Regions from separate parts of the Homo sapiens genome. Here regions 1 and 3 are each linked to region 2. The links are chromatin loops, found by intact Hi-C in ENCODE. Cell type or tissue: B cell. All regions are shown on one strand.

Region 1 (8,000 bases), 140 kb before region 2:
TTGTCCTGCAGATGAAGAAGCCAATTCAGAGCAGGTGAATGATCTGCCCAGGGGCGCACAGCCAGTCAGCGGCAGGGCCCAGAGGACATCCAGGTGCACTCAGCTCCCAAGCCAATGGTGTTTATGACACCCTTCTTCCCCCAACTAAAGTCCGCAAGTGGCCAAGCGCGGTGGTTCACGCCTGTAATCCCAGCACTTTGGGAGGCCAAGGTGGGCGATTCACCTGAGGTCAGGAGTGCGAGACCAGTCTGGCTAACACAGTGAAACCCCGTCCCTACTAAAAATACAAAAAATTAGCCGGGCGTGGTGGCAGGTGCCTGTAGCCCCAGCTACTCGGGAGGCTGAGGCAGGAGAATGGCGTGAACCCAGAAGGTGGAGCTTGCAGTGAGCTGAGATCACGCTACTGCACTCCAGCCTGGGCGACAGAGCGAGACTGTCTCAAAAAAAAAATTAGCCGGGTGTGGTAGCATGTGCCTGTAATCCCAGCTATTCAAGAGGCTGAGGCAGGAGAATCACTTGAACCCGGGAGGAGGAGGTTGCAGTGAGCCGAGATCGCGCCGCTGCATTCCAGCCTAGGCAACAAGAGCGAAACTCTGTCTCAAAAAAAAAAAAAAAAAAAAAAGTCCACAAGCTATCAAGACCCCAAAAGTACTCGGGTTTCTTATCTGCTACCAAAGTAGTGGTGGGGGCTGCCACCTGGGCATTTGGATCCACCAGCTGCAGCCTGAGAGGTCTGCAGCGACCAGGCCACTACCCAGGAGGCCGGGCCCCATGGAAGGAGGCCTGCACAGGCTGGCCCTGACCTGCGGGGGGAGCTGTGAGGGCAGCCACAGAAGAGAAATCACTATTCATCTTCACATACCTTCCCAAGGATAATGTCCGAGAGGCCAGACTTCTTTAGAAAAAGCGCAGCTTCACTCGCCCCCACCCTCCCTGTGTATGCCGGATCGACCTGAAATGGGAGACCAAGAGGCAAAATAACTTTTCAGCAAATGCAGCAGCAGGTGAAGTGGCACCCGCCACGCTAACTATCCGCTGACAGTGAACAGAAAAGGACAAAAGGCCGCTCAGCCGGGCTTCTATTCTGTACTGTGCTTTCAGCTCAGGCATGCTCTAGTTCCATCTGAAGAGACATCAGCTAAACTTACCTGCTTGTAATAAGATTCATACAACGAATTTCCAGTGGGAATCTGTAAATGAAACCACAGATATTGGTCAAAAGTGAACACAACCCCTTGGGGAAAAAAAGGGTTGCCCCCTCAATTTTGTCATGACCAAAATATATGATGATAGTTAGAGTCAAAATGCATGCACTTTAAACATCCTCTGAACACAGAATTCAGTTTATCTTCAGACACAGATATTATTATGCTTACCTGATTTAGAAAAAGTAAGCTTAATGTTCTTTAATAAATCCTGATTCTAGGGCAAACAATATAGTCACTCAGGAAACAGCAGCAGCAGCCCAGTGTCAATTTCCATTCACTGAGCAAAGGGATTTCAGCTCCTGGAGAGCTCAGAGGGAAAGGACACTCTATCCTCTGAGATTGTTCTCTGGCTCCGGAATCAGAAAAGAAGTTTCCACGCATTATCATAAATCACCAGGCCTGCAAGCTTTCGACCAGTTTCCCTGGCCTGGGTCTGGTTCTCAACCATCCCATCCATCCTCCTCCAGCTACCTGAGTGCTCAGAGACGCACACTGACCAGCCCGCGCCCGGAGAGCGCTGGCCAGTAACTGTTCCCACCAGGGAAGGAAGGAAGTGCAGTGTCCTCAGCTTGGCACTGAAGATATTCCATTTCCCGACACCTCAGAGCCCCAAGACATCGCTGTTTGGAGGTCACTTCCCCATCTAGGGTCACGCAGCTAATCGGGGCCACCAGAGGCCACACCTGGATCCAGCCTGGCTGGCGGCCAAGTCCAGACACTTCCCGCTGTGTCCTGAGCTCTGCCAGACGTCTCCCAGGGAAGGGGAGGGACACCCAGGGGAGTGTGCCAACCTGGTGGGGAATTATGCAGTCCCTGAAATGCTGGCTGTAAAAGTTTACGTGCGTTGGTGTTTTAGTAAGTGAGGTGAAAAAAGAGCACACAAACCTGCCGCTGATGTAATAAGCGATAAAAGTGAAGAATGCACAATGACACCTAATTATACAGAATGGATGTGTAAACAGCTAAAGAGAATAGAACTGGGCAGGGAAAAGAGGACTATCTTGGGGGCAGGATTACAGTGTTTATCCAACAAATTCTGGGACTGCTGTTGTACGATTTCTCACAATGAATAAAACCAGGGGGACGTAGACTCCTTCCAGTTATAGTCATTGGATTTGAACCAATACGCACCCACCACTTGCATATTGTTGTGCTACAAAGGGTCATTTGAAGCTAAAAATAATGCCCAGGCCGGGCGCAGTGGCTCACGCCTATAATCCCAGTACTTTGTGAGGCCAAGGCAGGCAGATCACCTGAGGTCAGGAGTTCGAGACCTGGCCAACATGACAAAGCGAGACACCATCTCTACAACAAATACAAAAATTAGCCAGGCGTGGTGGCATGCACCTGTAATCCCAGCTACTTGGGAGGCTGAGGCAGGAGAATCGCTTGAACCCAGGAGGCGGAGGTTGCAGTGAGCCGAGATCGTACCACTGCACTCCAGCCTGGGTGACAAGAGTGAAACTCTGTCTCAAAAATAAAAAGAAAAAAATAATAATGCCCGGATTATGGTCAGCGTCTCTGGGGGACGCCAACACCTGTGAATGTATAAAGAAGTGAAAGTTGTAATCCCAAACAGCACTTTGGGAGGCCGAGGCAGGCAGATCACGAGGTCAGGAGCTCAAGATCAGTCTGGCCAACATAGTGAAACCCCGTCTCTACTAAAAATACAGAAAATTAGTCAGGTGTGGTGGTGTGCGCCTGTAATCCCAGCTACTCAGGAGGCTGAGACAGGAGAATTGCATTAATCCGGGAGGCAGAGATTGCAGTGAGCCGAGATCGCGCCACTGCACTCCAGCCCAGGCGACGGTGCGAGACTCCGTCTCAAAAAAAAAAAAAAAAAAAAGAAGTGAAAGTACAGAGAAAACTACCATGACAAAATGAAAATAGAAGGAAAATAGCATAAAGATCTGAAAGGGGAGAGGGAAAAAGTCAAAAAAAAAAAAAAGAGGAAAAGAAAGGGGGAAACACTGAAAAGGCAGAAAAAACTAGAATAACATGAAAAAGCAAGAAAAGCCAGAGATTTAGGAGCCATCATTTTAAAACAGACAAAGACATCATGGAAAAGACATAGGAGGTAAGTGTGTATAGCAACAGCAGCCCCAAGATGGCTGCCCCCCTCGTGCTTGGAGGCAGTGACACCATTCCTGGGTGAGGGGTACAGGAAGGAGTGGCTATCACCCTTAGCATCTTACAACCTCGTTAGATGACAGTGTCCAGCCATCACACCTGTGTCAACTTCTGGGCTCAAACTCCAGCTTATTTCCAAAATATGTCTCCCCAGAGGAAGAAGACCCACAGAAAGGAGGCCAAGGCAGGCAGGCTGTTTGTCATCTGTCAGTAAAGGTGACAGTGGTCAGGTCTAGGCAGCAAACAGCACATCGCCTGCCATGGGTTCACAGACTCCAGAGGCCCTCACTTCAGATGACAAAGGTGCCCTTCCTGCCAATGATCAGAGAGGTCTGGATCTGAAGCACATTTCCAGACAAGTTTTTTTTTTTTTTTTTGAGACAGGGTCTTGTTCTGTCACCCAAGCTGGAGAGCAGTGGCGCAATCTCAGCTCATTGCAATCTCTGACTCCTGGATTCAAGCCATTCTCCTACCTCAGCCTCCCGAGTAGCTGGGACTACAGGTGCGTGCCACCATGCCCACTTAATTTCTGTATTTTCAGTAGAAGCGAGGTTTCACCATATTGGCCAGGCTGGTCCTGACCTCAGGTGATCCGCCTGCTTTGGCCTCCCAAAGTGCTGGGATTACAGGCATGAGCCACCACGCCCAGCCCCAGGCGAGTTTTTTAACAATCTCATGGGAAGCAAGGGAAAGAGGTTTCCAAGCTACTGTGATTCCAGTGGAAAAAAAAGAGTTTCAGTCTTTGAGGCATGCAGGGTTATTAAATATCTGCTCTACTTCCCAGGCGCTAATGAGCAACAAGATCCGCAACCAAGAGAAACAAGGCCTGGACTAATCCAGAAGAGTCGCTGAAGGACACAGCCCAGAGCTCCAACCTCTGCCCATCCATGCTAAAGGCTCATCCGGCTCGAACACTTGATGACCACCGGATGTCACTCTCAAAAGACCTACAGCTGAGGGAAAGCCCAGGGAGTATGGCTCAACCATTGCTCATCACCACGGGAGTCCATCTGGGTAACCTGGAACAATGACAGTGGTCAGAGGTTTTGATCTAATTACACATATGTCAGGTTTTGCATATGCAAAAGCAGAAGGGGGAAGAAAGAAGGTACAGCACCAGGCCCCAACTGCCACTTCCTCTTATGCCAGGCTTCTTCCCAGGAACAATGGACTCACACCTGCACGCTGCCCTGATATGTCATTGCGACAGAACTGAAGACACATGTTGCTAATGACATAAATCCCCAGCCCCAGGCAGTCTGTCACTGGCCCCTGTGCAGAGACCTCTTGGCCCCCAAAAGGAAGATTCACAGCTACTGGGAAAGAGCCCTCTGTATGCTGAGAGCAGCCTCTGGAGCTGCCCACCCATGTCTGACCCCAAAGTGAGCCTGGGGCCAAGCCCGAGGCAACAGCAGAGAGGGGACGCACCAGGGGATGAGGCCTGCACCGTAAGAGGCTGCAGGTGGCACCAGGATGGCCGTAGGAATGGAAGGAAGTGCAGCAGAGCTGACCCGATGTGTTCTCCTGACCCAGCCCACTGTGCTGAGAAGACGCCATCTTCGCCTCTGCAGTGTGTGAATTGTTGATGAGGTTCAGTGTAGCTTTCAGCTCGGTCTTTCAGTTGCTCTTCCTAACTCAAAATGCTAAGAGACAACATGCAAAGTTCCTGTGGCCTCCTCACTTATCCTCCAGCCCAGAAACAATTTACAAGTGGGATGACAGAGAGAGGGGCACAAGGAGAAGGACAAGTTCACATCCTTCTGCTCTGAAGGCTTTAAAACACCGCAATTCACACAAGCGCCTGTAACTGTAACCCAGGACAACAGCAGTTGAGATGGAGAAACCCAGCAGAACCACCTCGGAGGAGAAACTGTCTCAGGATTGTGTTCTAACGACTCCTAAGCAGGGTTCACCCAACTCTGATCCCCGCACGTGGCCGAGGGCAGGACGCCTCCTACATCTTCATGCCTGGCTGCCTCCTGCCCAAACTCTCACTCTCACTCTGCTAGCAAAGTACGCGCTCTTGTGCAAAACAAACCAATGATCATCAGCCTTGGTTCAAAATGACTTTTGGAAAGCAATCCATTTTCACTGTAAAATGTTCAGAGAAGTACCTATAATCCCTTGTTTCCTATCCAGTACCTCTCATCCTCCCGACAACGCTAAAGGGCAGGTAATATTACTAGTCCAGTTGACAGGTGGGGAAACTGAGTTTGCCCTACTCAGGACCACAACAGCCAATGAGCAACAGTCAGTGAAGCACCCAGGATAGGTGGTCCTGGAGTCAGACCCTCACCTACTGTGCACCCTGTAATGACAGCCCAGGTGTCACAGGGCTGTGCACCGGACCACAGGACAGCCTCATGCATATGCTGGCCTGGGAAAATGCACGTCCGTGATGACGTGCTGGAGCATTTTATTAAACAGAAGAGGTCAAAAGGCAACACTCAATTTGAGCATATAAATGGACTTGAAAGCCAGTGTTTTCGATGACCTGCCATTTCCCCAGGAAAGCTGAGACCCCATAATGGCTATGTTTTTCAATGCCACTGCCAAGTTTTGCAGGAAGTTAGGCATATAACACTGAAACACATCTCAGTCTGAGTTCCTACTTAGAAAAACATATGGATGCAAAAACATAGCCCGGAGTAGAGCTTGCTTGATAATCCTTCCATTTCTGCCTTCCCCTTAGAGGCCCCCACAGGCCTTGCACAACCATCACCCAATGTGAGCCCAGCCCTCCCAGCAGGCCGGCCCACATTCTGCGGGTGAGATAACCTGGCTCAGTCATGTGGCAAGCACGGGGCAGAACTGGGACTTGACTCAAAACATTCAAAAGGCATCAGGGAAACGCTGGGGTATGTCTAACCTTCCTGGACTGGATGGGCAGCTCTCTCCAACTGCTCCATCAGAGGTTTCTACAGCAGAGCTAAGGTAAATGTTACCAAGAGAAGGAGAAGACTTGGCAAGTGAAAAGAGAGCTTTTCCAAATCACAAGGAAAAAGACATCTCAATTAAAAATGAGCAAAGAGAGAGGCAATTCAGAAAGAAGAGATGCAGCAAAGTTAGAAAGAAAATGTTCCATCTCACTAGTAATTTAAGTATTACAGGGCCAGGCACTCTGGCTCACACCTGTAATCCCAGCACTTAGGGAGGCCAAGGTGGGTGAATCACCTGAGGTCAGGAGTTCAAGACCAGCCTGGCCAACATGATGAAACCCCATCACTACTAAAAATACAAAAATTAGCCAGGCATGGTGGCAGGTGCCTGTAATCCCAGTTACTCAGGAGGCTGAGGCAGGAGAATCACTTGAACCTGGGAGGCGGAGGCTGCAGTGAGCCGAGATCATACCACTGCACTCCAGCCTGAGCGACAGAGCAAGACTTCATCTTCGGAAAAAAAAAAAAAGGCAGAGAAGCTAAAACAATTCTGAAAAAGAATAATAAAGTGGAAAGAGTCAGTCTACCTGATTTCAAGACTGACTCTATAGCTAGAGTAGTTAAGACAGTGGAGTATTGGCAGGGGGCGGGCACAGACAGTAATGCACAGAACAGAATGTAGAATCTGAGAAACAGACACACACAGATCTGCCCAGTGGATTTCTTGACAAAGGTGCAAAAGTATTTCAGGAGGAAGGAAAGCCTTTCCACAAAGGGCACTGGAGCAATCGGCATCCATAGGAAAAACATGGGCCTCGAACTAAAAGTCTTATGCCTCGTACAAAATGTAACTCAAAGTGGATCATGAATTCAAATGTAAAACATAATCCTCAGGATCTAGGGCAAAGCAAAGAGTTCTTAGACTTGACACCAAAAGCCCGATTCACAAAAGGAAAGATTGGCAGACAAACTTTATGTTTGCACTGTGAAAGAGCCATGTAAGGCCTGGCGTGGTGGTTCATGCCTGTAATCCCAGCACTTTGGGAGGCCGAGGCAGGAGGATCACCAGAGTTTGGGAGTTCAAGACCAGTCTGACCTACATGGAGAAACCCCATCTCTACTAAAAATGTAAAATTAGCCAGGCATGGTGGCGCATGCCTGTAATCCCAGCTACTCGGGAGGCTGAGGCAGGAGAATCGCTTGAACCCGGGAGATGGAGGTTGAGGTGAGCCGAGATCACACCATTGCACCATTGCACTCCAGCCTGGGCAATAAGAGCAAAATTCCGTATTAAAAAAAAAGGGGGGGGGAGAAAGGCCGGGCGCGGTGGCTCACACCTGTAATCCCAGCACATTGGGAGGCCAAGGTAGGCGGATCACCTGGGGTCAGGAGTTCAAGACCAGCCTGGCTAACATGGCTAAAAATACAAAAAAATTAGCTGGGTGTAGTGGTGTGCACCTGTAATCCCAGCTACCCAGGAGGCTAAGCCAGGAGAACTGCTTGAACCCAGCGGGCAGAGGCTGCAGTGAGCCGAGATTGTGCCACTGCACTCTAGCCTGGGTGACAGAGCAAGACTCCGTCTCAAAAAAAAAAGCCAGATAAAAAGGTGAAAAGGCAAGCTACAGACTAGAAAGAAAGGTTTGCAAAGCACATATCCAACAAATGACTACTATCTAAAATATATACTAGAGAGCTCTCAAATTCAACAGCATAAAAAAGAAAACAATCAAATTAGAACATGGGCAAGCCAGGCATGGTGGTGCGTACCTGTAGTCCCAGCACT
Region 2 (8,000 bases):
CTTCTGGAGGGCACTGCATCCAGCTCACACCCCCTCCCCTTATGCTCAAAGCCAGCTACAGGCTGAGTCCTCACCCGGCATCTCTCTGACCCAGCCAGGATAGGTGCCATCTCTAAGGACTCCCTGACTAGGCAGGGCCTGCCCAGATGATCTCGGATCACCTCCCCATCTCCAGGCTGTTCCCTTAGTCACATCTGTCATGTACGGTACCATGTGCCCAGGCTCCAGGACTAGAATGTGGACGTCCTTGAGGGCTGTTAATTCTGCTGGCCTCATGGATTCTGGCTTTTCTACTCTTCTGCCCCACTTCCAGTGGGAGGCAGCCACTGCCACTCCCTCCCTTCCCGTGTTGTCTCCTCTGGGTGTAAAGTTGCAGAGCCACGACAGCAGTCCCCGCAGAACTCCCACAAAGCTGCCCTGCCAATGGGCCCATTTGCTCTTTGGCAACAACGGCCTTGCCTTGCAATGTTCTCCATTCAGGGCTCCAAATGACCCTGAAAACCCTGCTTCAAGCTGTGTCATGGTGGGGGTGGACGGGTGATATGAGGGGAGATACAGTCCTGTCCGCACTCCTCGTGCAATGGGCAGGGATCAGTGCAGGGGAAGACTGTGCGATGAGGAGGCCAGTCCCAGACAGACAGCAAGGCCAACCACTCCCTGCCCCAGGCACTCCAGCACCGACTCAGTCCCTGGGCTTGCCACATGGCTTCACCTCCACCCTGCTGACCTCACCCTGGTATATTTGGAGCCCTGGTTCCCCACATACTCCTGAAGCAGCAGTCCTTGCAGAGCAGAACACTGCCCAGACCCAGCTAGCCTGGTGGCACAAAGTGTCCTTGTCCTTGGGCAGACACCATCCTGCTGCCAGACAAGAGGGAGGAGACAGAACACCTGGGCAACCCCAGGGTCTGGTACTGAGCTGGTGCCCCAGAAATCACCGCTGAACTAACAGCCAGTCCCAAGAGTCTCCTGGAAACTGTGTGGGAGCTGGGGACACCAGGCGAAGGTGTGAGGGCCCTGTGACTGTGTATCCTTACCCTTGGCCCCTCCCCTGCCTTATGAGCCACGCTTAAGCGTGTGCAGAGAGGCCTTCAGCCTCTAGGAGCCCCAAGGGAAATGCTACAGCCTTGGCAGTCCCCTTTCTGTCCCCACCGTGTGAGCTGCTCACCTGAGGAGTAGAGGAGCCCGCCTGCTCTACCTGTAAGGTGCTAGAAACCCACAGTCCTACGCCGTAAACAGATGAACTCTGCCAACACCTGAAGGGGCAGAAAATGGATCCTCCAGAGAGGAGCGCAGCTCGCTGCTTCCTGGATCCCAGCCCGGTGAGACTGGAGCTGACTTCTGAGCCCTAGAGCCTGAGATGATAAATGTGTGTTGTGTAAGACACAGAGAGAGGGTGAGTGTCCAGTGCGGCCACTCCCTGGAGCCAGCAGAAGGCAGTCAGTGATGTCAGCAGAGCTAAGGATGGGGGCAAGGTGAGACTGCCCTGCCCTGCGACCTCTGGGGCATTGATGTCAAGCAGTCTGAACACTGTGTGGGGAGCACCACCTGGGCATCCAGACACAGGCCTCCCAGGCCCAGGAGGCAGACACTGAGCAATGCAGCGAGGAATCCCTGCAAAGGGCCTGGCCCCGACCCCAGGCACACTGAGCCAGAAGGCTCCACAGAGCCTCTTTATAGATGGCCACAGTCTGTCCCAAAGAACACTTAGCACCCAATTGGTGCTGGTCCCATAGGAGCAAAATAGGAGCTGGCTTCTGACCCTGGCCCTGGGGACCCTGCCTTAACAACCAACTGACCCCCCACCCAGGAGTGGCAGGTCTCCCACTCTCATGGAGGTGGCCCTCTGTGAGTGACAGAGACACCAGGACTCGTATGTGGCTGAGGGGAGGCTCCCGCTCTGACTCCAGGCCTGCTAAGTCCAGCATGAACCCTCAGGGCAGGGAGGCAGGCCACAGGGGGAGGGCAGCACCTAAGGTGGCCTCCCAGGGAGGTCAAAAAAGGATGTGGCAGAACGAGCTGTGTCCACCTGGGCTGGAGACCGACTTCCATGCTGGAAAGCAGAAAAGAGCTGGAGAAGGATGGGCAGGGAGCTGGCCAGACAGCACCAAAGCCCTGCGGCAGGGGAGAGGCCATGGGTAAGGACACCGGGAGGAAAAACAGACCCAAAAGACCCAAGGTGGCTCCTTCACAACCTGTCTTCTATCCCCCTTAGCGACTGCCCCCACAGACCACCTGCCCTTGCCCTGTTTCTGGGATGCCCTTGGCACCTGTCCATCTATCTGGGGAAGTACACTAGATCCTAATCTCAGCACAGACACAGTTTGACTCCACATGGGGAGCCGCTCCAGGCGATGGCCTCAAAAGATGGCTTTAAGGCAGCTCTTCAGGCTTGCCAGGGCCATGTCTGTGGCCCGATGGCCAATTGCAGCCTCTTGCTGTCAGGAATAGCCTGGCACATCTGAGGCCCCCTCCTCCTTTGGATTCTCCCTTGGGATTTGTTCCCAGTCCAAAAAAACCTCTCAAAACACCTGCCAAGTTGCTTTCCCAAAGGGGCAGGAATCCCGTCAGGAACTGTAGCCTCTCACTTCTCCACTAGGGACCCCTCAATAGATGCAGATGGGTCTGAACTTCCTTAACCATCAACGAAGACAGGCGTTGCCTCCCCTTTCTACCAACACTGACCGCCCCTGCCCACTTAATTTGCTTCAGTTTGGCCTCTTCATTGCTGCGGGAAGTGCCTGTGAAGGGCAAGGGTGTTGGGTGGGGGTGGGGGGTGTCGACAGCAGAACCTCCATGCAGCTACTAGGAGAAGCAGGGGTAAATGCAGCAAGGAGCACTCTGGAAGCAGGTGGGACCTCCCTGGGGTGCCTGCTCCAAAGGCAGGCAGGGCAGGAAGTTAGCAGGTGGGACCAGGTGTGGCACAGGTATACATGCAGGTCCAGCCCAGCCGCCTGGTACATGAATGTTGATGGAACTGACTCCACTGTCACACCGAACACTTTCAGGTCTTAGAATGGAAATCCATGAGGCATGATCAGGTACACATGGGCCAATAGGAATGTGAACATTAATCTCGTCCTTCTGGAATCTCAGAAAAACCAAGCAGGGAGGCCTGGTCTCAGGTCATAGGCATCACAGCTAGCATAGATACTGAGGAAGAACAGTTTGCATCCAGGCAGAGGGTGAACTGGGGCCACCAGCACAACCCTCAGCACACAGGTGCCCCACACTTCAGGGATGCCCCAGGAACACACGCATGGGGGCATGGAGGGGACAACTTCTCGCCCAAGACCACAAGAGGTCTGGCTGTCCCAGGGCTCTTTTGTGGTCATCCTTCCACATGAGAACTTAAAAAGGCTTCCACGGGCGCGGTGGTGTGCACCTGTAATCCCAGCTACTCGGGAGGCTGAGGCAGGAGAATCGCTCAAACCTGGGAGGCGGAGGTTGCAATGAGCTGAGATCACGCCACTGCACTCCAGCCTCGGTGACAGAGCAAGACTCCGTCTCAAAAAAAAGAAAAAGAAAAAAAAAACCGAAACCCAAACACTGCCCCCCCCCGCCCCGCCAAAAAAAAACAAAAAACAAAACAAAAAAAAGAAAGGCTTCCGGAAAGGCTGGCACCTTTGTCCCCAGAGAGCCCCATAGCCTGTGCTAAGCCACAATTCCAGCCAGCCTAACTGGTGACATGTGCTGTTCAGCTCACAGGAAATGTGAGGAAGGAGGCGGGGCTGGACACGCACAGAGACAGCCTGAGGGAGGGGCCAGCACCCCTCAGAAGCAGCCTGGGTCAGGCGCCTGGAGCTGCGTGAGACACCTCATTCTCCCACACCCTGGGAGCAGTGGGGAACCCTGTATGCGACTTCACAGCACACCACGCTCCGTGTGAGCTATTAAAGACCCACCACGCATCCTCGTCTTTCAGTGACACTTTCCTGAAGAAATAATACAATCTGGAATTTGCTACAGAATCATCCCCTAGGGTGAGTGACAGGAGGGGGATGGGTGAAACAAAGTCACATGGCTGTAAGCAGCTATCTACTGAAGCAGGATGGTTACCTTTCTCTACTTTTATGCTTGAAATTTCTCACAAATAAAGATGAGAAAATACATCTATTTCCTAGCATTTGTTTGGGAGAGTTCACTGATCTAGAAGGACTGGCAGCCATCTAAAGGGGAAGTGAGCAAATAGCTGTTTCCAACTCCTCATAGTGGCTTCACTGTCCACCATCTGGCCCCTGAGTGGGGCAGCAAGGGCCGAGGGCTGGGTAGGATGCCACCTCCCTCCACGTGAGCCTGTCTCAAGTCTCAGGCCTCCTAACTGATTTGAACTGCACAACACCATCTATCTGGTGAGACCCCAGGAGCCCCTCACCAAGCTCCCCTACTCTGGTACTGGGCTGCTGCTTAACAGACCTGGTGCAGAAACAGCAGGCACCCCTGGGGCTGGAGAGGGGAGCTCTGAGTACCCATGCCAGCTGTCCATCCCGGTCCGACTCTCAGGTGTCCTCACGCCTCTCTTCTAAAGGAAACCACAGAGAGCCCGAACCAGGGGCACACGCTAGGTCGACAGTTCCTTCCTGCAGGGAGAGGCCTGACCTGTACCAGGAAGGAGCCCAGGACAGCCACCACCACAGAGAGGACAGGCCCTCAAGTGGCCCAGACCAGGAGGGAGGACTTGGCAAGAAGGGGTGGGGGCTAGGTCACTCTCTTCCAGAAGGGGAGAAACATAACAATGAGCCAGCAGTAACCCAGGGAAGGGACAGCCGTCACTCCAGGACCTGCCCAGCCCCAGTCAGCACCACCTCCCTCCCATCTGCGATCCACATCCTATGGCTCTGGGCACAGCTGAGCCACAGGACACAGCCACTCAGAACTTTCTTTCCAGGTTTCCCTCAAAGGCCAGCCAGCAGCACTCCTCTGTGGCCCTGTGAAACCCAGTGACACCTCTGACCCCTCCGGAGTCCGGAAGACTAGACTCTTCTGAAAACCCACCTACGACAGGGTGCGTGGAATCACCTTTCAAACCAAACTCCTGTCGGCAAATATTTTAATTGGGCCACGGCATGTGTCCGAGTTTTTCTTCTGTGAAGAGGATCACTGGGTCTGAGTGCAAAGCTGGGGCCTGTTCAGTGGAGTGGACCCGCTACTGGCCAACCTCTTCCTCGCTTTATTACAGGGGTGTGTAAGTAAAACCCTCAGGCCCTGAGTAATTACTGCTGGGGATTTCCAGCCCTGGTCTGAAACAAGGAACTGAGACTGAGTTTTGAGTCCCAGCAGCCCCTTGGCTTGCCTCTCCATTTTCTCCACATCTGAACTGTTCCCACCCCGCCTGAGATCCCCAGCCTCTTGGGAATGCAGCTGTGGTAGCAAAGGGGAAACCCTGTGCTGCCCAAGGTCTGACCAACCAATAGTCCCAAGGGTGCTGAGCCTGGGCAGGCCCAACCGGGCACAACTCGCACAGGACCATCACTGGTGGGTTGCCCTTGTGCCAAGTTCTTTCACGTCATCCTCACAAGCGCACTCTACAGATAAGGTAACTGAGGGCCAGGAAGGTAATGGAGGTCCCGGGTAGACCACACAGCTAGAAGATGGTGAGGCCTGGCCTTCCACTAGCCTGACATGGCTACCAAACACACAGGGCCCATCTGGTGCTTTGAGTAGGTGGGGTGAAGGGTACCAGGTGCCACCAGCCTGTGGTGATGTCGGCACTCTGTAAAGACTCTCCTGACGTGCTCCTGCAGTGAAATGCACAGGTTACAAACAGTTCCTTGAACCCACACAGGGCCACCTCCACGGTCTCCGTGTTGTCTATGCCTTGTCCCCAGGATGCCTGAGAGGCAGGACCAGGGTGACCCAGGCATGCACGGGCCACCACAGCAGGGCTTCAGATGGCACTGGAGCCCACTCCCCACCGGGCTGGCCCTGGGAACAGTGCACATGGAGCACAGACTGCAGTTCTGCACTCCCCCACCTCGGTGTCCGGCCAGCCTTCCTGACCACCCTGGACGGTGGGCGGCACTGCCCTGGCAGCCTGTGGGCCCGCACCTGTGCCCCACAGCCCACATAACCTGCTCCTTGGGCTCAAAACAGCCCCTGCTGAGGCCTCAGTGGCAAAGCACCTGTAAAAACCGGTTCACTTTAAAAACAACAATGGGGATGTTGTCGGGTTTTTTTTTTTTTTTTAATGCAGAATGGTCTAGACAGTAATTTACAAAAACTACTTAGCTCAAAAGACTGTGGAAGTGTTCATCAGCAAGCAAGCTGTCCTTCCAAACCCAAACATGCCACAGATGGCACCCAGAAACAGACAGTCTGCCTTCAATGTGCTAAGCATTCTAATGCCGTCCGCGGCTGAGTCACCTCGCCCACCCCCCAACCCCCAACACACAGTCGTGTCTGCTGAGGACACACGGGTGAATCAAACAGGGCTTTGCTGGGAGAGTGTGTGTCTGTGATTTGGTTCCCGCCACACCAAGTCTTCCTGCTTCTGACAAACTCCGCACGTGTTCCCAGGCAGCTGGGAGCCAAACTGCCTCTGGTGCAAGTCAGTACAAGAGGCGGCACCTGCATCCCCACCCCACCTCCACCCCAAGACCCCAGCTCTGCCCTCCCTCTCAGCTCTGGAAAGCGCAGCCCTGAGGGGTGCTGCTGTGCTTACCCTCAGGCGGGCCCCACCCTGCACTCTCCGCTCAGCCTCATGGGGCTGGTGCAGGTCCACCAGGCTCTGCCCAGTGAAGGCACCTTCCTCTGAGGGGACCTCATGGGAGCCTCAAACCCCAGGGGCAAAGCCTCAAGTTCACAGCTTCTCAGAGGAAGAATGACACTGGGAGGAACAATGACGGGAAGGTGCATGTCTCGGCCACAGCCACCAAGCTCACCACTTGAAAAGCACTTCCTGCTGGGGCCCTCCTGCTACTCCCAGGAGCAGCCGGCCACCTGAGTGGTCTGTCATGTCCATGTGGCCCTCCCTGTCCTGCAGCCACAGCTCCTGTAATGCTTGGGCAAGTATGCAATTGCATGCTACAACTCAGCCCGGGGGACGGGAAATGCCACCTGAGTACAGGCAGCACGCGGAGCCCTGACTGAACCCCATGAGCAACTCAGAAAGAGGAAGCCCAGGGCTTGGGGCAGAAGTAGGAGCTCCATCAGTAGGCATGCCTGACTTCTGCAGCGAGGGAAACTTGCAGATGAAGCCAGGAGGCAGGCAGCGCTGCTCTCCACAGCCACTGCCCCCACAGCGTCCTTCCCTCCCACTTTCTGTTTTTAGCAGCTCTTCCCAACCAAACTACCAACCTAGACTCTCCTGACCTCTGCTTCAGGTCTGCAGAACTTACGATTCTTACTGCCATTTGGCCCTTTGTGAAGGCACAAGAGCTCTCAAAGCTCATCTGTAAATTGACTCGTTGCTACGCGGATAGAACTGGAGCAGTGGGAAGCCAAGCGGAGTCCTGGTGATAGCACGCTGGGTGGGGGCTTCTCCCTCTCAGCCTCTCTCTTCTAGGAGCAGCTGATAAGAATGCCAGCTGCAGAAGACTGGAAATGACCCAACATCCTCGGGGGAAACACACACACAGTGCTCGGCCCATATATGTTCCGCCAAAGACAGAGCCCAAATAAGAACGAGCCAGCTTTTCAGGAATCAACAGGGAACAACCTTCAAGAGACTGCCAAGCACAGAGATGCACACAACAGCGCACCCTGTGCCGCCGCCTGGAAGATCCTAGCTGAGGCTGGGCAGACAAGGACCTGATGGTTGAGCCGCGCATAGCTGTAGCAGGGGACCGCACCTGGCCTCCAGCACTGACGCAAGCAAGACCTATCACTGACTGGAGCCCAGTTCCTCCTCTGAGAGCATGAGAAAACCACAAGATGGTGTCTGTAGAGCATGAATGGTGTGCTGGAGACCACGCCCCCAGGGGCCAGGCCACGAGGACCCGCACACTGCACTTTCTGCTGGGCTGCTCTGTGGTCTGTAAGATCCATTCAGGCAGGGCAGT
Region 3 (8,000 bases), 440 kb before region 2:
CCTGATAAATGGCCACTTTGGGAAACTTGCTTTCTTTCCACGAAACTTTGCAGTTTCTGTCCAAAACTGCAAAATTCGGAGACAGTGACAGCCAATGGCAATGAATAGCAGATCCTGACTGGGAACCCATCCTGTGCCTGGCTTTCTTCTGAGCCCTTAATGGGTCACGGATAAGAGGGAGCTGCCTGGGCCCGAATCCCAGCACCACTCAAGACCCACGGTGATAGAGGAGCTAGAAAGAAATTATTTAGGCAGATAGTGAGGGCACCAGAGTCCTTGGCGGAATTTCTTTTCTAACAAAAAGCAGCCCAAGAAATTATTTTTTCTAACAAAAAGCAGTCTGAGAAATCGAGCTGCAGACATAGATAAGCGAGCTAGAAGCTTGCACGGGGAAATGCCAGCAGCTGCGTCAATAGAAAACAGTTGCCTGGGTGCCAGGCAAGACCAACGTGGAGACTCCATCTTCCCTGTTTTTATTACCACGTGTACAGTAAAGGGATGGGCAACATGGCACAGCTCAGGCAGAGGACCCGCTTGCATGATAAAAGATTAGGGGTGGCCAGAAATTCACACCCGATGCAAATGGCACACCTAGTCCTAACCAGTTTTTCACACCCTATGCAAATATAACACCTAGTCCAACCAATCTTTCACGCCTTATGTAAATCAAACACTGCCTCCTCACCAGGCATCTATAAAATCCCCTGCATTTCACTGTGCATCTGTCAATGCATTTTTTCAGGACCTCTCTCTGCAGGAGGGAACTCTTCTCTTTCTTTTGCCTATTAAGCTTCTCTTAACCTCACTCTTGTGTGTCCACGTCCTTGTTCTCCATGGCCATGAGATGACAAATCTCGGGTATCTACCCCAGATGAGGCCGTTTCAATGGCACAGCCTTGGACACATGCCCTCAACAACTGAACTTAGTTTCCTCTCTTGCAAAATAGGGGGGATCATAGTTTCCACCTCATAGGATGGCTATGAAGAGCCAGGGAGATGATGGATCCCAGAGGAGGCACAGGTACATACATAATGAGCACAGAGACAGAATAGGCTGATATCAGCATCATCACTGTCCTCATCACTGTCATCATCATCATTATCATTATTTTAAAGCAGGGTCATCCGGCCGGGCGCGGTAGCTCACACCTATAATCCCAGCACTTTGGGAGGCCGACGTGGGTGGATCACTTGAGGTCAGGAGTTCGAGACCAGCCTGGCCAATATGGTGAAACCCCGTCTCTACTAAAAATACAAAAATTAGCCAGAAATCACTTGAACCAGGGAGGCGGAGGTTGCAATGAACCTAGATCATGCCACTGCACTCCAGCCTGGGCAACAGAGCGAGACTCCGTCTCAAAAAAAAAAAAAAAGAAAAAAAGAAGCAGGGTCTTGCTCTGTTGCCCAGGCTGGAGTGCAGTGGTGGGATCATGGCTCACTGCAGCCTCAACCTCCCAGGCTCAAGTGATCCTCCTGCCTTAGCCTCCCAAGTAGCTGGTACTACAGGTGCATACCACCACACCCAACTAATTGTTTTACTTTTTTGTAGAGATGGTGTCTCACTGCCCAGGCTGGTCTTGAACTGGCCTCAAGTGATCCTCCCACCTCAGCCTCCCAAAGTGTTGGGATTACAGGTGTGAGCCACCACACCCACCCTGTTATTACTATGACCACCATTGTTCATCTTGTTCCCCAAGAAAAGTGCAGTGGTGCAATCTTGGCTCACTGCAACTTCTGCCTCCTGGGTTCAAGCAATTCTCATGCCTCAGCCTCCCGAGTAGCTGGGATTACAGGTCCCGCCACCACGCCTGGCTAATTTTTGTATTTTTAGTAGAGATGGAGTTTCACCATGTTGGCCAGGCTAGTCTCAAACTCTTGACCTCAGGTGATCCACCCACCTTGGCCTCCCAAAGTGCTAGAATTACAGGTGTGAGCCACCGTGTCCAGCCAGTTCTGGACATTTCATATCAATGGAATCATGCACTAGGTGGCCTTTGTGTCTGGCTTCTCTCAGCATCATGTTTTTGGGGCTCATCCACATTGTAGCATGGAGCAGTGCTTCCTTCCTTTCTGTGGCTGAATCATATTTCATGGTGTGGATGATGGAACCACGTTTTGTTTACCCATTCATTCATTCATGGACATTTGGGTTGTTTCCACCGTTTGGACACCTTAGCTGTCATCATCTGTGCCTCAGACATACCAAGTTCTTTCCTACCACAGGGCCTTTGCCCGTGCTGATTTTGTTTGTTTGTTTGAGATGGAGTCTCGCTCTGTTGCCCAGGCTGGAGTGCAGTGGCAAGATCTCAGCTCACTGCACCCTCCGCCTCCCGGGTTCAAGCGATTCTTCTGCCTCAGCCTCCCGAGTAGCTGGGACTACAGGCGTGCGCCACCATGCCCAGCTAATTTTTGTATTTTTGGTAGAGACAGGGTTTCACCATGTTGGCCAGGCTGGTCTCGATCCCTTGACTTCATGATCTGCCTGCCTCAGTCTCCCAAAGTGCTGGGATTACAGGTTTGAGCCACCGCACCCAGCCTGCCCTTGCTATTTTCTTTTCTGCCTGACTGTCCTGCATGTGAACTCATTCAGCATCTGTCTCCTCATAGACTGTGGGCCCTAGAAGGGTGGGGACCATGCCAATCTTGCCTTTTTTTTTTGAGACACAGTCTCACTCTGTGACCCAGGCTGGAGTGCAGTGGCATGATCTCAGCTCACTGCAACCTCCATCTCCCAGTTCAAGCAATTCTTCTGCCTCAGCCTCCTGAGTATCTGGGATTACAGGCATGAGCCACTACGCCCAACTAATTTTTGTGTTTTTAGTATAGACAGGGTTTCCCCATGTTGGCCAGGCTGGTCTTGAACTCCTGACCTCAGGTGATCTGCCCACCTCGGCCTCCCGAAGAGCTGGGATTACAGGCATAAGCCACAGCACCCGGCCCGATCTTGCCTTCTGCTTCATCTGCAGCATCTAGCATGGTGCCCATCCAGAGCTGGGGCTCAGCCAGTGTTTGTGAAATCAATGAATGAATAGAATGAAGGCATTGTAGGAAGCTAAAATCATAAAATTACATCAAGTCCAGGGTTGGGCACAGTGGCTCATGCCTATAATCCCAACACTGGGAGGCTGGGGTGTGAGGATTGCTTGAGCTCAGGCGTTCTAGACCATCCTGGGCAACACAGCAAGACCCTGTCTACAAAATAAAAATTGAAAAATTAACCGGGCATGGTGGTGTGAGCTTGTGATTGCAGCTACTTGGGAGGCTGAGGCGGGAGGATCACTTGAGCCCGGGAGTTTGAGGTTGCAGGGAGCTATGATGGCACAGTGCACTTCAGCCTGGGCAACAGAGTGAGACCTTGTCTCTAAAAAGAATCGCATCAAACCCAGTGTTGGCAGAGCCTAAGGGCTTCCCCACTCCCTGACATGTATGGGCCCAGCATTTTCCCAGCACTAAGATGGCATTGTGGCCACCTCCCCCAAGAGCCACCCCACGTGAATCTGTGAATGGCCCACTTACCAGCTGCGGCCTCTGCTGAGAAGCCCAGATCTGTCTCCCTGGAGAACCTGGTATCAGAGAGAGGGGGCCTTGGAATTCTAGCCCCGTTATCTCCCCATCAGGGCACCTTCGTTTTCCCCTCCACACCCTTCCTTCCTCTGGGGGACGCATGTCCGTTTGCGGGCCGAGGCCTGCGGACACTGAGGGGTGTGGGGGTGATTCTGTTGCGACATCTGAAAGGAAGACGTTAGTTTGTGGGAGACCACATCACCCAAGCAGGTCAGGGGAAGCGAGGTTGGGCCGTTTGTGGTGAGGTCTTAGGGGACTGTGCTAGAGCTGGGCCAGCGTACCCCCATGTTCCTGGAAACTCTAAACCCCATGCAAATAAGAGCCCCGATGGTCAGACTTTCCCAGGAGGATCAGAGAAGTGAAGTGAAGTGAAGGCCAGGCCCGGTGGCTCATGCCTGTAATGCCAGCACTTTGGGAAGTCCAGGCAGGTAGATCGCTTGAGGCCAGGAGTTTGAGGCTGCAGTGAGTTGTACTTGCACCACTGCACTCCAGCCTGGGCAACAGAACAAGATCCTGTCTCAAAAAAATAAAAAATAAAAATAAATAAATAAATACTTCAGGCCTATAATCCCAGCACTTTGGGAGGCCAAGGTGGGCAGACCACTTGAGGTCAGGAGTTCAAGACCAACCTGGCCAACATGGTGAAACCCTGTCTCTACTAAAAATATAAAAATTAGCCAGGAGTGGTGGTGCACACTTATAATCTCAGCTACTGGGGAGACTGAGGCAGGAGAATCGCTTGAACCCGGGAGGTGGAGGTTGCAGTGAGCCAAGATCGCACCACTGTACTCCAGCCGGGGCGATAGAACAAGACATCATCTCAAAAATAAAAAGGCCAGATGCAGCAGCTGACACCTGTAATCCTAACACTTTGGGAGGCTGAGGCGGGAGGATCACTTGAACGAGACCAACCTGGCAACATGACAAAACCCCATCTCTTCAAAAATCCAAAAATTAGCCAGGCGTGGTGGTGGTGCTCCTGTAGTCCCAGCTACTCAGGAGGCTGAGATGGGAGGATCACTTGAGCCCAGGAAGTAGAGGCTGTGGTGAGCTGAGACTGCACCACTGCACTCCAGCCTGGGCAACAGAGTGAGGGGACCCTACTCAAAAAAAAAAGAAGAAGAAAAAGAGATTAGCCACAGAGAGGTGAAGTGAGTTGCCCAAGGCAGCTCAGCCCATGAGGTCTGAGGCCCAAGCCAGAGTCTCCCCCAGGCAAACACAAAGGCCTTGCTTGAATTAAGTCACAACAAAGAGTCCTGATTCTCTCACTCCCAACTCATCTCCATGTGCTGTGCTGGAGAGTTGCCTCTCCTAGCATCTTCACATGATTAAGGAGGGCTATTATGCCCATTGCACAGATGCAGAACTGAGGCTCAGAGAGGCTGAGCAACTCACCTTAGGACACACAGCAGGTGAGTGAGAAGCAGGGCTCCACGTGTCTCCTGCTTAGACCTTGTTGACCACAGAGGGCAGACGAGGTGCTGCTGTTGCCGAGGAGGAGCAGGGGGGTGAGAGAGGCACCCAGGGTGAGCCTGGGGTTATCTAGCCCAGCTGGGCCAGGGCAATAGGCCCTTGGGGAGGCCCCCAGTAGGATCTGGGCCCTTTCTGCCTGAAAGGAGAGGAGGAAGTAGTTTTGTTTGTCTGCCTGGGGTACGAGCACACGGCCAGAGCTGGCCAATCTGTTAGGCACACAGGGCCTGCACCCAGGACCCAAGTGCTGTGTGGGACTTCCCAAAGGGCTTCAGCTTATTTAAAATCAGAAGAAAAAAAACTGAACATCCTAATAATAAATATACAATAAGGAATCCAGCCTGGACCACATCGGTCTTAATGCCAACACAGTTGTAAAATAGAATTTTAAGCTGGCACGGCGGCCCACACCTGTAATCCCAGCACTTTGGGAGGCTGAGGCGGGTGGATCACCTGAGGTCAGGAGTTTGAGACCAGCCTGGCCAACATAGTGAAACCTTGTCTCTACTAAAAATACAAACATTAGCCAGGCGTGTTGGTGGGCACCTCTAATCCCAGCTACTCAGGAGGCTGAGGCAGGAGAGTCACTTGAACCAAGGTGGGCGGATCGCTTGAGCCCCAGGAGTTTGAGACCAGCCTGGGCAACACAGCAAGATCCCATCTCCAAAAAAAATATTTTTTTAATTAGTCAGGTGTGGTGGTGTGTGCCTGTAGTCCCAGCTACTTGGGAGCCTGAGGCAGGAGGATCACTTGAGTCCAGCAGTTCAAGACTGCAGTGAGCTATGATCATACCACTGCACTCCAGCCTGAGTGACAGAGTGAAACTCTGTCTCTAAAATAGGTTAGTCAATTAATAAAAATATTTTAAAATATTTTATAATGGAGGAAGTCCTGGTGTGGACCTATGCGTGCCATGAGACCCCAGCCTGTCCAGGCTCAATTCAGTTTCAAGGCCTTTGTGCCTGCTCTTCCCTCCCCCAGCCTGGGCAATATAGCAAGACCCCATCTCTACAAAAAAATATACTCTTTCTGCACTACGCACTCCCCAAATCAAGATGATTCCTTCTCACCCTCAAATGCCCCTTCCTTCACGTCAGTTAGGTCACCTCTGTGGGTTTGTGCAACTGCTGTTCCCACTTCCTGTTTCCCCTTTGGATTTTTTTGTTTGTTTGGGGTTTTTTGTTTTTTTGTTTTGTTTTGTTTGGTTTTCGTTGGTTTTGTTTTGTTTGAGACGGAGTTACACTCTCGCTGCCCAGGCTGGAGTGCAGTGGTGAGATCTCAGCAAACCGCAACCTCCACCTCCCGGGTTCAAGCGATTCTCCTGCCTCAGCCTCCCAAATAGCTGGGATTACAGGCATGTGTCACCACGCCGGGCTAATTTTGCAGTTTTAGTAGAGACGGGATTTCTCCATGTTGGTCAGGCTGGTCGCGAACTCCTGACCTCAAATGATCTGCCCACCTTGGCCTCCCAAAGTGCTGGGATTACAGGCATGAGCCACCGCACCCAGCTGGTGTTTTTTTGTTTGTTTGTTTTGCGGGGGACAGAATTTCCCTCTGTCATCCAGGCTAAAGTGCAGTGGCGTGATCTCGGCTCACTGCAGCCTCTGCGTCCCTGGTCCAAGCGATTCTCTTGCATCAGCCTCCTGAGTAGCTGGGATTACAGGCACCCGCCACCACGCCTAATTTTTGTATTTTTAGTAGAGACAGGGTTTTACCATGTTGGCCAGCCTGGTCTCAAACTCCTGGCCTCAAATGATCCACCCGCCTCGGCCTCCCAAAGTGCTGGGATTACAGGCGTGAGCCACCGCGCCCAGTTTCTGTTCCCCCTTTGTTGCTTTTGTTTTTGTTTTGAGAAGGAGTCTCACTCCGTTGCCCAGGCTGGAGTGCAATGGTGCGATCTCTGCTCACTGCAACCTCCGCCTCCCGGGTTCAAGCAATTCTTGTGCCTCAGCCTCCTGAGTAGCTGGGATTACAGGCGTGCGCCGCCACACCCGGCTGATTTTCGTATTTTAATAGAGACGGGGTTTTGCCATGTTTGCCAGGCTGGTCTCAAACTCCTGACCTCAAGTGATCCGCCTGCCTCAGCCTGTCAAAGTGCTGGGATTGCAGGTGTGAGCCACCGCACCCGTTCCCCGTTCTCCCTTTGTAATGATGTCTCACTCCTCTTCACTGCTTGATAGATTATAGATGCCAGGAGTCAGGGGGCCTGCACCTGTCTCCGTGTCACCCCTGTGTCCTCCAAACAGCAGGCACACAGTAGGTGCTCAATAACAACTTGCTGGGGGCAAGACAGGAGCAAGCTGTCTCTGCACCTGTGGCACCAGATGCTTTGTTGGACTGCAGACAGGGTGACTTGAGCTGTCCTTGTTCCGCCCCCAGGGCTCACCTGCTTGAGGAAACAGGAACTGCCTCGGGGCAGCCAGCCCCGCCCCATTGACGTGCAGACCTTGAATCGAAACCCAGGCTCCTGCAGGCACTGGCACAGCTACAGCGAGGGCCTCGGCCATCCAAGGGTCTCCCAGGTATGTGACCCAAGAGCCTCAGCCCTCGAGGAGACAGAACGTGGGGGCTGGGCTAGGCCAGAAGGAGGGACAGGGCTAGTGGGGCCTGGGGTGGCAGGAGGGATTTTCTAGGGGCATGGGGGAGAGCTTCGTGGAGGAGGGGGTATTTGTGGTGACCACAAATGGAAAATGGAGCTGGAGTTAGGGAAAAGGGGGTCTTGGCAAGACAACAGCATGAGCAAAGGTATGGAGAGGCAAGAGAGAGAGAGCAAGGATGTCTTTAGGTCTAGAATGTGGGTAGCGGGGAAGTAGAGGAGGCTCCCAGGCCAGGGTCAGGAGCTTGAATTTGAGCATGCGGTCTTTCATCACTAGATAGCTGTTCACCAGCAAAGACCCTTGCACCCTCCTCTGTGCCAGGCCAGCACCAGGACACAGAAAAAAACAACAACACAGGAACCTAGCCCT

What was found. A loop is a pair of places that touch in the nucleus more often than their neighbours do. Peaks named below come from ENCODE experiments on the same cell type or tissue, not always from the same donor. Only the 100,000 strongest peaks of a DNase experiment are listed, where the experiment ranks them.
Region 1: a loop joins it to region 2, with 13 times the contacts of the local background. A loop is called at or near these places in 6 of 110 quality-filtered maps.
Region 3: a loop joins it to region 2, with 7 times the contacts of the local background. A loop is called at or near these places in 2 of 110 quality-filtered maps.

The regions. Positions count from the first base shown.
Region 1 is chr19:16,441,030-16,449,029 of GRCh38, forward strand. EPS15L1 (epidermal growth factor receptor pathway substrate 15 like 1) reads right to left here. Exons shown (of 24, transcript NM_001258374.3): 2 at 1,149-1,190; 3 at 863-952. Among named protein-coding and RNA genes, the nearest start is that of EPS15L1, 27 kb to the right of the region's middle. RefSeq lists enhancers at 32-532, 533-1,033, 3,456-3,635, 3,738-4,937, 4,672-4,751 and 1 more. In B cell, a CTCF peak has its summit at 801 (motif pointing right); DNase peaks (open chromatin) are centred at 3,012, 4,492, 5,202, 6,102 and 3 weaker places; H3K4me3 peaks cover 2,853 bases; H3K27ac peaks cover 6,941 bases.
Region 2 is chr19:16,580,743-16,588,742 of GRCh38, forward strand. The region is part of intron 1 of MED26 (mediator complex subunit 26); the gene reads right to left. Among named protein-coding and RNA genes, the nearest start is that of SLC35E1, 12 kb to the left of the region's middle. RefSeq lists a silencer at 1,021-1,070 and enhancers at 1,248-1,819, 1,820-2,391, 3,188-3,377, 4,077-4,613, 4,868-5,517 and 4 more. In B cell, no CTCF peak of the experiment used is centred here; DNase peaks (open chromatin) are centred at 3,709, 5,399, 7,099, 7,839 and 2 weaker places; H3K4me3 peaks cover 5,121 bases; H3K27ac peaks cover 7,791 bases.
Region 3 is chr19:16,136,219-16,144,218 of GRCh38, forward strand. It overlaps HSH2D (hematopoietic SH2 domain containing), which reads left to right and starts at 7,467. Exons shown (of 6, transcript NM_001382417.1): 1 at 7,467-7,556. HSH2D-AS1 (HSH2D and RAB8A antisense RNA 1) reads right to left here and starts at 3,697. Exons shown (of 2, transcript NR_199156.1): 1 at 3,517-3,697. RefSeq lists enhancers at 5,268-5,337, 6,760-6,809, 6,908-7,602, 7,090-7,249, 7,330-7,589 and 2 more. In B cell, a CTCF peak has its summit at 4,962; DNase peaks (open chromatin) are centred at 5,123, 6,153, 6,884, 7,423 and 2 weaker places; H3K4me3 peaks cover 1,534 bases; H3K27ac peaks cover 4,225 bases.